Regions from separate parts of the Homo sapiens genome. Here region 2 is linked to region 1. A link is a loop called in an ENCODE intact Hi-C map of the cell type or tissue named here. Cell type or tissue: MCF 10A. All regions are shown on one strand. Each heading gives the region's core, and the rest is flanking DNA. Links, peaks and the distances in the headings are about the cores only.

The links. Hi-C counts contacts between places; a loop is a spot of excess contacts. Peaks named below come from ENCODE experiments on the same cell type or tissue, not always from the same donor. Only the 100,000 strongest peaks of a DNase experiment are listed, where the experiment ranks them.
Region 2: it touches region 1 in a loop (2.2-fold over the local background); 3 of 110 quality-filtered maps call a loop at or near these places.

What each region holds. Positions count from the first base shown.
Region 1 is chr20:20,546,927-20,552,313 of GRCh38, forward strand. The region is part of intron 23 of RALGAPA2 (Ral GTPase activating protein catalytic subunit alpha 2); the gene reads right to left. Among named protein-coding and RNA genes, the nearest start is that of RALGAPA2, 160 kb to the right of the region's middle. RefSeq lists an enhancer at 694-823. In MCF 10A, for the core only: no CTCF peak of the experiment used is centred there; DNase peaks (open chromatin) are centred at 1,935, 2,465 and 3,005.
Region 2 is chr20:20,484,357-20,489,743 of GRCh38, forward strand. The region is part of intron 36 of RALGAPA2 (Ral GTPase activating protein catalytic subunit alpha 2); the gene reads right to left. Among named protein-coding and RNA genes, the nearest start is that of INSM1, 120 kb to the left of the region's middle. In MCF 10A, for the core only: no CTCF peak of the experiment used is centred there; no DNase peak of the experiment used is centred there.

The DNA.
Region 1 (5,387 bases), core at 325-5,324:
ATCCAAGAGAGCACAGATTACAGAAAATTTTCAGTGAAAGGGATATTGGAAACAGAGTTACTCCAAGGATTACTGTACCCATTTTAAAGGTAAGATTGGAGACCCCAAGCTGTAAGATGAATTATCCAAAATCTAAATCATGGCTCTGAGACTAGACATTTCATCTGTCTTCCGTGTAAAGGTAGGCTCCTTGGACAAGCTACAGGAGTAATGAGGTAAATATGTAATTAAAACCTTCAAATATCTATCACTAAAACAAATGTCCTGTCTTTAGCTTTCAATTGGCCACAGTTAAAGCACAGTTACATTAAAATATCTTAAAGTAGGCAAAGACATGGAAAATTTCACTCTTCAGATAGTTTTACGTGTTCAGAAATGGGAATATGCAGAGTGCTAAGGTGACGTTGTAATCAGTGAAATGCTAAGGTCAGGGAAACAGCATGGCTCTGAGTATATGTGTGATCTCAGTGCAAGTACAAAGTGCAACAGTAGCCTTTTGCACAGAGTGCAGTGTGAAGAGCATCATCTGCCCCAGACATCTTGTGTTCCTGTGTGTGTAATGGCCTCTCATTGATGGCTGGATGGCCCCTCACCCCCCAGCTCTGGTCTGAAGCAGATATCTAATTCTTGCCTGTGGCAGATCAGGGGTCCACCACTGGACAGCATTCATGCCATCCATGGCCAGGCCACATCTCTGAAGCCATCTGTGCAAGCGTGTTTGTGTGTGTGTGTGTGTAACAGGAATTAGTAAGAAAACCACAAACCACAAACTTATGCAGCTGTTGGCCATGTACATTAATCAAAACACACACTGAAGTACAGTCGTGTCGCTTTATGATGAGGATACATTCTAAGAAATGTGCTGTTAGGCAATCTATGATCATCTTGTGAACATCATAGAGTGACTTACACAAACCTAGATGGTAGATGCCTACTACACATCCAGGATACAAATGTGCACAACATGTTACTATACCGAATAGTGTAGGCAATTGTAACACAATGGAAATTGTCTGCATATCAAACCACATCTAGCACAGAAAAGGTTCAGTAAAAACACAGCACTATAATCTTATAGGACCACCATCATATATGTGGTCTGCCACTGACTGAAATGTTACATGACTATACTATAGTAACGTGACTTATAGTTATACAACCTATTATAGTCTCAATATAAGAGTAAGAAGCAAAATCTCCACACACACACACACACACACACACAAAATCCTAGTTTCTTTTCTTAGATTTCAGTATGGTTATCTAAAAAATCCTTAAAAATAATCCTGATTTAATTCTATCAGTATCACATTAGAGCAAAGCAGTAGTAACATGCTAAATTCTAACATGTTCAGTCTGTCATAATAAAAATTACCTCATTTAACAACTTATCTTCCTAAAAAACTTTGTATGTGTTCACAAACCATTTTTCCTAAGACTTTTTTTTCTTTACATGGGTCTTAGTTTCTACAAATCTTGATATTTACATTCTTAAAATTACTGTATAATGCTTAATTCAGTAGAGTTCACATATGGTAAATAGTTTAGCAAGTACTAATTTAAAGTTTTAGCATTTCAGCAGACTTTTTTCCTACATCAGAAATAAACAGATAAATAGATAAGTGAAAAAGGAAGGAAGGAAGAAAAAAAAACATGAACCATGCTTCTTCCAGGTTAATGTTTAAGCCTGCTTTAATCACGTCCTTTGATACACTTTAAGGTCCATATCAGTCAAGGCAAACATTCTAAGGGACCGAGCAGATGGATGCTGCAGTTTAGAAAGTGTGTGGTAAACTCAGGATCCAAGAGTGGAACAAAAGATCCACCTTTTTCATAATTAAGCCTCTGATTAATGCCCTAGGCTCCTCAGCACACACCTGTAATTACTCACAGAGGTACTCATTGTGCTGGGACTTGTCTCGGAATATCAGGCATCAAGCTATCCGGCAGCAGATGGAAGCACATTTCTGTTGACATATGTTGCAATGAAAGGATTCGTGCAAACCTGGCTAGCAAGGTAGCAGAATGCCATGCATTTGAAGATTAATAATGCAAACAACCATGATGTTAACTTTGTTATGCTTGTGTTAATTCCATCTGTTGAGATGTGGAACTAAACCTTGAAGCTTGTGGGCTTTAAAAATCTTTAGCACATACTTGAATCAAATAAGCCCCTTTTCACCACTGGAATTTAGAGTTTTAATTAAAAAATGCTTTTCTAGGCTAAATTTATGGGAATTATGAACTAAATCCTTTAACAAGCTAATACCACAATTTGTAAATGAATCCATTTTGCATTGTAAGATTTGTATGTGTAAAGGCAACAATCTGTAAAATGGGGCATTCAAAAAATATGACTAAGTTGCTATACTGATGCTAAAGACAGCAGATAGGCATGTAGCTGAGATAAAGTCACATGGCTCCCTCACCCCCTGGACCTCAGCCAATCACTTCAACGGAACCTGCTACTATGAGCAAGAAGGTTGGAAAGAGAGGGCAAAATAACAGATGGCTAGCCTACCCTACCCTGCCACCCACGTAAGACAGCGCCCTGAGGAGACACAGCGCCTGTGTGAAGTCGCCAAAGACAGCACTGGGGGAGGGTAAATGGGGGGGTTAAAGAGGGAACTATATGACCAGTCAGCCAAATTATGGCCATATGCCTGCTTCCGTTGCTTCTCCACACTGAAGTGGAACAACTCGAAGACTGTATCTTTGTGATAACATTTTAAAATTAGGAATAACCACGTGGTACTCAAAGAAGAGCCGCTGCATATTCTCAATAGTGGGACATCCACAAAATGCCCCACTCATTTCTAACTCAGTAGAATCCTTCTTTCACCATCCCCACCATACATTAAGACACAGCTATAACAGAAGTCTTTGAAAAATATAATAAAAATCTGAAACCTTCCTCACAGCCTCCAGGGCTTTATATATACATGGGAAAGAATGATGCTCTCAGACATGAGTCATTCATGTGCAATCCTCATGCCTTTTGCCATCTCCCTGTCCAAAGTGAACATTACTTGCCTAACAGGTTTTTCAAAGTGACTCATGTTTTAATTTTTTTATTTCCATAGGTTTTTGGGGAACAGGCGCTATTTGGTCAGATGAGTAAGTTCTTTAGTGGTGATTTGTGAGATTTTGATGCACCCATCACCCAAGCAGTAAGCACTATACCCAATTTGTAGTCTTTTATCCCTCATCCCCTTCCACCCTTTCCCCCAAGTCCCCAAAGTCCACTGTATTATTCTTATGCCTCTGCGTACTCAGAACTTAGCTCCCACTTATGAGTGAGAACATACAATGTTTGGTTTTCCATTCCCGAGTTACTTCGCTTAGAATAATGGCCCAATTATTCTGAAAAATTTATGTGTATCCTTTCTCATAAGTAAAAAGTAACTCAAGTAATACAATGACAGTAATCAATGCTGCTAAATTTTTGCTAAAAATACCATCCTCTGATGAAGACTCTGGGTCTGAGAGCAGCTCTCCTTGTTGAATATAAGCACAGAATGCAATGTCAGGGTGGTGTGAAAGAATAACTTCTCTCAACTCCAGCTGGCCTACCTAACAGTATCACAAGGACCTGCAGAGAGGAGGAAAGGGGCCATCCTTTCTACTGTGTGATTCAATGCTATTCAGCGCTGCCTCCACTGAGATGGCTAGTGAGAAACGGCCCTGCACTCTGACGTGGTGAAAAGAACTCTAGAACTTGAGCCATGAGGCCTAGGTCCAAAGCCTTGTGTGACTGTGGGCAGATCATGTCATACCCAGAGCTTCATGCTTCTCTTCCGTAAAATGAAATGATACTCCCTTACGGAGCTGTATGTAATGGGATAGGAGATAAGAACATATGCCTTTGTAAAATGAAAAGAGCCATAAAGAAGTAAGTAGAATAGCAAGTAAATAATTATTTTTCAAAAAGAGAAGGACTCTGAAGAGTTTTACTTTGTAAAATTTACTTTATAGGTGTAGTTTGTATAATTCAGTGAACTATTATTTTGCTGATCTACAGAAAGAATAGTTTAAGACATTTCAAAGGTGGCACACAAACAAGCCTCTTAGATCGCACATTACCCCAGAAATTCAAAAGCTCTAGAAATTAGTGCTTTCAAGCAACACCCTTAACAAAGCTTTACGGCAATTAGCCATAGTGTTTTACAAGGCAAATACTGAAAGAAAAACAGGAAAATTATCATTTTAGATTTTCTAGGATTCATTTTTCTAAGGAGTTCTAGAACTTAATACAAAGAAGTTCAAGTTAGTTTTATAGCAAGAATTAGTTTCTTTTTCACACGTTAAATAGACTAAACCACAAACTAAACAATAGGCTCAATGATATATGGAATCTAAAATAAAATGAGGTTTATTCTTGAGAGTTGAACATATGACACGTAGACAAAGATCTTTCACAAGCTTTTGTTCAAAGAAATTAAAATTCATCCTGCAAAATGTTGCAATATAGTGAACAGATCACCAAACTAGTATTTTTCTCTTGCTCTGGTTAAAAGTCCAAGTGAATACTATACACTGAGTGTGAAAAGATCACTAAGATGATAATTGTGAATCTGTAGCTTATCAAAAGATTCTGGTTATGAGAAAGTAACTGGTGAGAACATCTGTCTCTTATCACTGATCTTGCAAAAAATCAGGTAATTCAAATAGAGGCGTGTTGTTTCCTCTCCTCCAAAGCACAGTTCTATAAACACAAACCATATTCAGCCTGGTAAATGAATCGCTTTAATTGAATGCTATGTACACAGTAACTGGAAAAACCATAAGTGATAAGAAAAACATATGGTGATGGCAACAGAAATTGGTTTATTCATTTTGCATAGTGTTGTTTCTTTCGTTCCCTTATAATTGACCTTTAGAGCGATAAATGTGTAAAATAATTTTGTTTATTATGGCTCCAAACCTTCCAACAATTACACAAAATGAAAATTTAAAAGGAAGGATTCGTTCTGGAAGCATTTCCATTGTTTACATAATTGCACAGCTATAATTTAGTGCTCATGTTGTTATGGAAAATAAAAAAGGGCGATTACAGGCCATTTCAATTCAAAATATTGCACAGTGGTGTCAAAATGGGGGAAAATGTTCACTTTAAAGCAGTTTAAAATGGTTTAACCCTAAAAACAAAAACATTTCAACATAGCATTCTATAAAACACAAATGTTCAAGAAGTAGCCATCCTCCAAACCATATTAGAAATGTTGCAACTGTACTTTCACACCAATTACATATATATTATTCACTTAATATTTGCTCAGGGCCCAGCAGATGATGGTTGTAACACAATAGCCAGCCATCTGTCTCCCTGCCTTTCCTTCGTGGACTTGCGCCTGCTTCTCAAGAGCAAACAGATCCAGTTATTCCAC
Region 2 (5,387 bases), core at 230-5,229, 63 kb before region 1:
GCACCACCCTCCAGGAACACATAACTCCATGGAACTCCATGGAGCACCAGCAAGCAGCACTCTCTGAGGAGAGGCTGCTCAGGAAATGGTTCATTGGGCTTGGACTAGTTTCTTGAAGGTGGGAAAAGACTGATTTATATTCTATTTTGCAGAGCCTGAGCCAGACACGGAAAGGGATTTCCAAATAGTAAGAAAGTCCTCTTAGGGAACAATAGGGCATCTCCATGAATATATTTTAAAGATGGTTCATCACTTAATTGGGCCTGTAAGTGATTCTCCTTTGATGCCTTTGGAGTCAATGATTCTTAGTGATTAGAGATGAAAATAATATACATAATAGATATTTTTTGATTATAAGATTAAGATAAAATAACAAAAGAATCATAGACAAGGGGTTTAAAAGCCCAGGAACATTTCATTTTTGATGATGAGCCCAATGACTGTGATCCCTAATTACTGAACCTGGTTCTGATCTCAGTGCTCAATGTACAGTATGTAATTCTCACAACAACCCCATGAGGCCAGCACTTTATCCCTACTTCATGGAGGAAGAGATGAAGGCTAGAGGGGCTAACCGATTTGCTGTAGCTTAAGCTTGTGCAACCCATGGCCTGTGGGCCACATGCGGCCCTGGATGACTTTGAATGTGGCCCAACACAAATTCGGAACTTTCTTAAAACATTATGAGATTTTTTTTTTTTTTTGCAATTTTTTTTAAGGTCATTAGCTATTATTAGTGTTAGTGTATTTTATGTGTGGCCCAAGATAATTCTTTTTCCAATGTGGCCCTTGGGATGCAAAAGATTGGACAACCCTGCTCTAGTTCATGATTTGGGCCAACTCCTCACTGTGGCCTTGCAGGTTCTGCTATGTAATGTCCCCTGTACCCCTGATAATTTTCCCTGCTCTGATGTTAGCTCCATCTGATATTAATATAGTTATTCCAGCTTTCTCTGATTAGTGTGAGCATGGTATATCTTTCTCCACCCCTTTACTTTTAATCTGTGTCTTCACATTTAAAGTGGGTCTCCTGTAGACAACATAAATAGTTGGGTCTTGGCTTCTTTGGCACCCACTCTGACAGTCTCTTTTAACTGATATATTTAAGACGACTGACATGTATTTTATTCATTGTCCTTATTGTTTTCTTTTTTGGTCTTCCACTCATTTGCTGCCTTCTCTAGTTTTAAGTGAGAATTTTATATGAGTCCATTTTTTTCCTCTCTCGGCATATTATAATTCTTTTAAAAACATTTTATTGGTGGTTGCCCTGAGTATGAAAATACATTTATAACTAACCCAAATCCACTTTCAAATAACACTATACTGCTTCACAGATAGTGGAAGTTCCTTATAAGAGAGTATTCCCAATTCCTCCCTCCTATCCTTATAACATTGCTATCATTTATTATTCATCCATATGCTATAAGCATGAAATACTTGTTGCTATTACTATCTGGAACATATTGTTATCTGTTAGATCAATTAAGAATAAGAAAAGGGCTGGGTGTGGTGGCTCATGCCTGTAATCCCAGCACTTTGGGAGGCCAGGGTGAGCAGATCACTTGAGCCCAGGAGTTCAAGACCAGCCTGGGCATCATGGCAAAACCCTGTCTCTAGAAAAAACACAAAATTAGCCAGGCATGGTGGTGTGTGCCTGTAGTCCCAGCTATCCAGGAAGCCGAGGTAGGAGGATCACCTGAGCCTGGGGAGATCCAGGTTGCAGTGAGCCATGATCATGCCACTATATTCCAGCCTGGACAACAGACTGACAGTCTGTTTCAAAAAAAGAATAAAAAAAACAGATTTCATTTTACTTATATTTCTTCCTTCTCTAAAGCTTTTCCCTTCTTTAAGTGGGTCCATCTTTATGACTTCTATAATTTTTTTTTTTTTTTATGATGAAGGAAAGGCAAGGCAGGTCTACTAATCACACATTCCCTCAACTTTTGTCTGAGAAGGTCTTTCTCCTTCACTTTTGAAGGATAATTTCTCTGGATACAGAATTCTAGGTTGGTAGTTTTTTGTTTTTGTTTTTTCCTTTCAACACAATAAATATATTATGCCACTCTCTTCTTGATCGCTCAGTTTCTGAAGAGAAGCCCTATTTATTACCCTTGCTCTTCTGCAGCTACTGGTGCCAGCATAGGAGCCCTCTGGCTCCTTTCAAGATTTTCTCTTCTTTTTTGGTTTCCTGTGCTTTGTATGTGTCTAGGTATAGACATTTTGATATTTATTCTGCTTGGTGTTCCTGGTGCTTCCTGGATCTGTCATTAATTTTGAAAAATTCTCAGCCATGACAATTTCCAATATTTCTTCTCCTTTCTCTTCCTTGTATTCTCATTACATGTTGTTACATCTTTTGTGATTGTCACACAGGTCTTGGAAGTTCTGTTCAGATGTTTTTCAACCTTTTCTCCCCTCTGCATTCCAGTTTCACGGTTTCTACTGACACATCCACAGGCTCACAATTCCTCTCCTTGGCCATGCCCAGTTTACTCATGAGCCCATCCGGCATTCTTTGTTTCTGTCATAGGGTTTTTGGTTTCTAGCATTTCATTTTAATTATTTCTTGGAGTGCCTATCTCTCTACTTACATTAGCCATCTCTTCTTATATGTTGTCCACTTTTTCCATTAGTATCCTTAGCATATTAATCAGTAATTTTAAATTGTCAATCTGATTATTCTAAAATCTCTGCCATATTTGAGTCCGGTTTTGATGCCTGCTCTGTCTCTTAGAATTGTTTATTTTGCCTTTTAGTGGGCCTTGTACTTTTTGTTGAAAGCTGGATATGATGTATTGGGTAAAATGAACTGAAGTAATCAGGCCTCAAATGTGGGGTTTTATGTTTAACTGGCTAACAGGCCGTGCTTCTTGTTTTCTATAGCTGTAGATGTCAGAGGTTAAAATTTCTTTGAATGACCTTGCTGTTATCACCCATGTTATTTGTAGGCTTTTTTACATAACTTTTCTTAAATAAGATCTGGGATGTGCAGTTCTTTCAGCTGTACTCCCTGTTACTATACAAAAGCCCTCCTGATATCGTAGTTAGATATGGAGAAGAGGAAGCATTCTATAGTCCTAGGATTTAGTCTCAGTCTTTCAGTGAGCCTGTGCCCCTGGACTGTGACCTTCAAAAGTGCTTTTCAGTTTTGTTTTCTTGTCTCCTTCCAATTCCAACTTAGATGAGGTAGGAGACTAGAAGGCGTTGGTATTAAGTGTTTCCGTTCCCCCAGGCCAGACAGGCTGTGTGAAAATAGTTTCTCTTGGCTGGGCACAGTAGCTCATACCTGTAATATCAGCACTTTGGGAGGCTGAGGTGAGTGGATCACTTGAGTTCAGGAGTTTGAGACCAGCCTGGGCCACACAGTGAAATCCCATTTCTCCAAAAAAAAATACAAAACTTAGCCAGGCGTGGTGGCATACGCCTTTAGTCCCAGCTACTCAGGAGGCTGAGGTGCGAGGATTGCTTGAGCCCTGGAGGCAGAGGTTGCAGTGAGCTGAGATCGTGCCACTGCACTCTAGCCTGGGTGACAGAGCCAGACTCGGTCTCGAAAAAAAAAAAAAAAAAGTTTTTCTTGAGGGCAGACTTTGTTAAGAACAAAATACTTTGGGTATATAGTCATACCTAGGTATATGAGGGGGACTGGTTCCAAAACCAATGCCCCACCCCTGTGCATGCCAAAATCCAAGCATACTTAATTCCCACAATTGGCCCACAAATACCAAAAGTCAGCCCTCCATTTACATGGGTTTCGTCTCCCACAAATACTGTATATTTTCCATCTGTGTTTGGTTGAAAAAAATCCATGTGTAGGTGGACCCACACAGTTCAAACCCATGTTGCTGAAAGGTCAACTGTATTTCCAAATGACTGCTTTCTCCCTTTTTCTGCCAAAGAGGGGATTTTCCTCCAGTTTTTACTGTGAGAACCTGGTAGGTATCCTAGAGGTAGAACTCACAAAAGTGTGGAGGATTGTCAGCCAGCCCCACTTGACTCTATTTAACTCTCAGATTTGCCCACACTAAGCCTCCTGCAATTGGTGAATTACAATTTAAGTATTCCTACTGTGGTATTGGTTTCCCAGAGGTTTCTGCTCCTGGGCTTCTGTTCTGATAAGGTGTGCTTCTCTGTATCTGCCTGTCTATCTCTCTAACTTTAGGGACAGGGGTTTGCCTGGTCATTTCAATTCTCTGATGAATCTAAGAACTGTTTGATTATCAGTTAACTGCTGATTATCAGCTCGTTCTTTTTCTTGCTGTGAGGATGGCAGTGATGACTATCAAGCTCCCTACATACTGACTGGAAACCAGATGTCTCCCTATCTGAATTAAAGCAGCCTCCTTCCTGCCCATTCTATCACTCTGCTTTACTTTCTTTGAAATACCCATTGCTATAAGAGTCTCAGCTCAACCATTTATTTACTTATTTACTGGCCTTCTCCCTTACTAAAATTTAGATTCCAGGAGAGTGGGACCCCCAGCCCTTGACACAGTACCTGGCATGAAGCAGCCTCAACTGATAGATGTTTCCTGCTTGACTGAATGAAGCACTCCTGTTCCCAAGGGACTAATTGCTGGGCATTAACCAAATCTGTTGCTCCTTTCGACATTTCTAGAATAAGATCTCTTGTGACCATCTGTCTTTTGCTTCATGGAGATGCATGAAAGGCCAGGGGAAGGGTGACGGGAGTGGCCTTGGGATCCTGAGTAGCCTTCTTCCACTGCCATAGTTTTGTTTGGTGGGTTTGAAGAAAATGTTCCACAATTAAAACATAAAGATTTAAAAACTGCAAAGATTGGGCAAAGCTATTTTGATATCAGCGTCTACAGCACAGAGGAAGCAGTCGGACCTATGAGAATTCAAATGGGAGCAAAGAAGGAGGAGACTGTTAGTTCTACTAGTGATGACTAATAATGAGCTTTCCCTCTACGACAGTACTGGTAGAAAACACAGGCGTTTCAGTTCCAAACAGGAAAATTAAGAATCTACTCATAGTCTAAGATCATTCGTGTTGCCAGGTTCAAATAAGAAATAAGAAAATAAGAAAGAATAACCCTTTCTTCCTTCTATCTTTAGTAACACCACACTTCAAAGAGTTTATTTAAAAAATATTCTATATAAAAAAATAAGTGTACTTCCTCTTATGGCTTATACTAAAAGCAGTCCAGTAATCAGTGAGGTGGAGTTGTAATGAAAGTATTCATGAAAAAAAAAAAAAGAGCAAAAAACCCAACAACAACAAACTAATACATTTCAAGTATAGCATAGAAAATACTACTGTAAAGATAAATTATCTGATTTGGGGCAATGAGCGCTCTTTCCTTTTCACAGAAAAGTTCTGTGTGCTCTGGACACCCATCCTCCTTGCTGGGCTGAGTGGC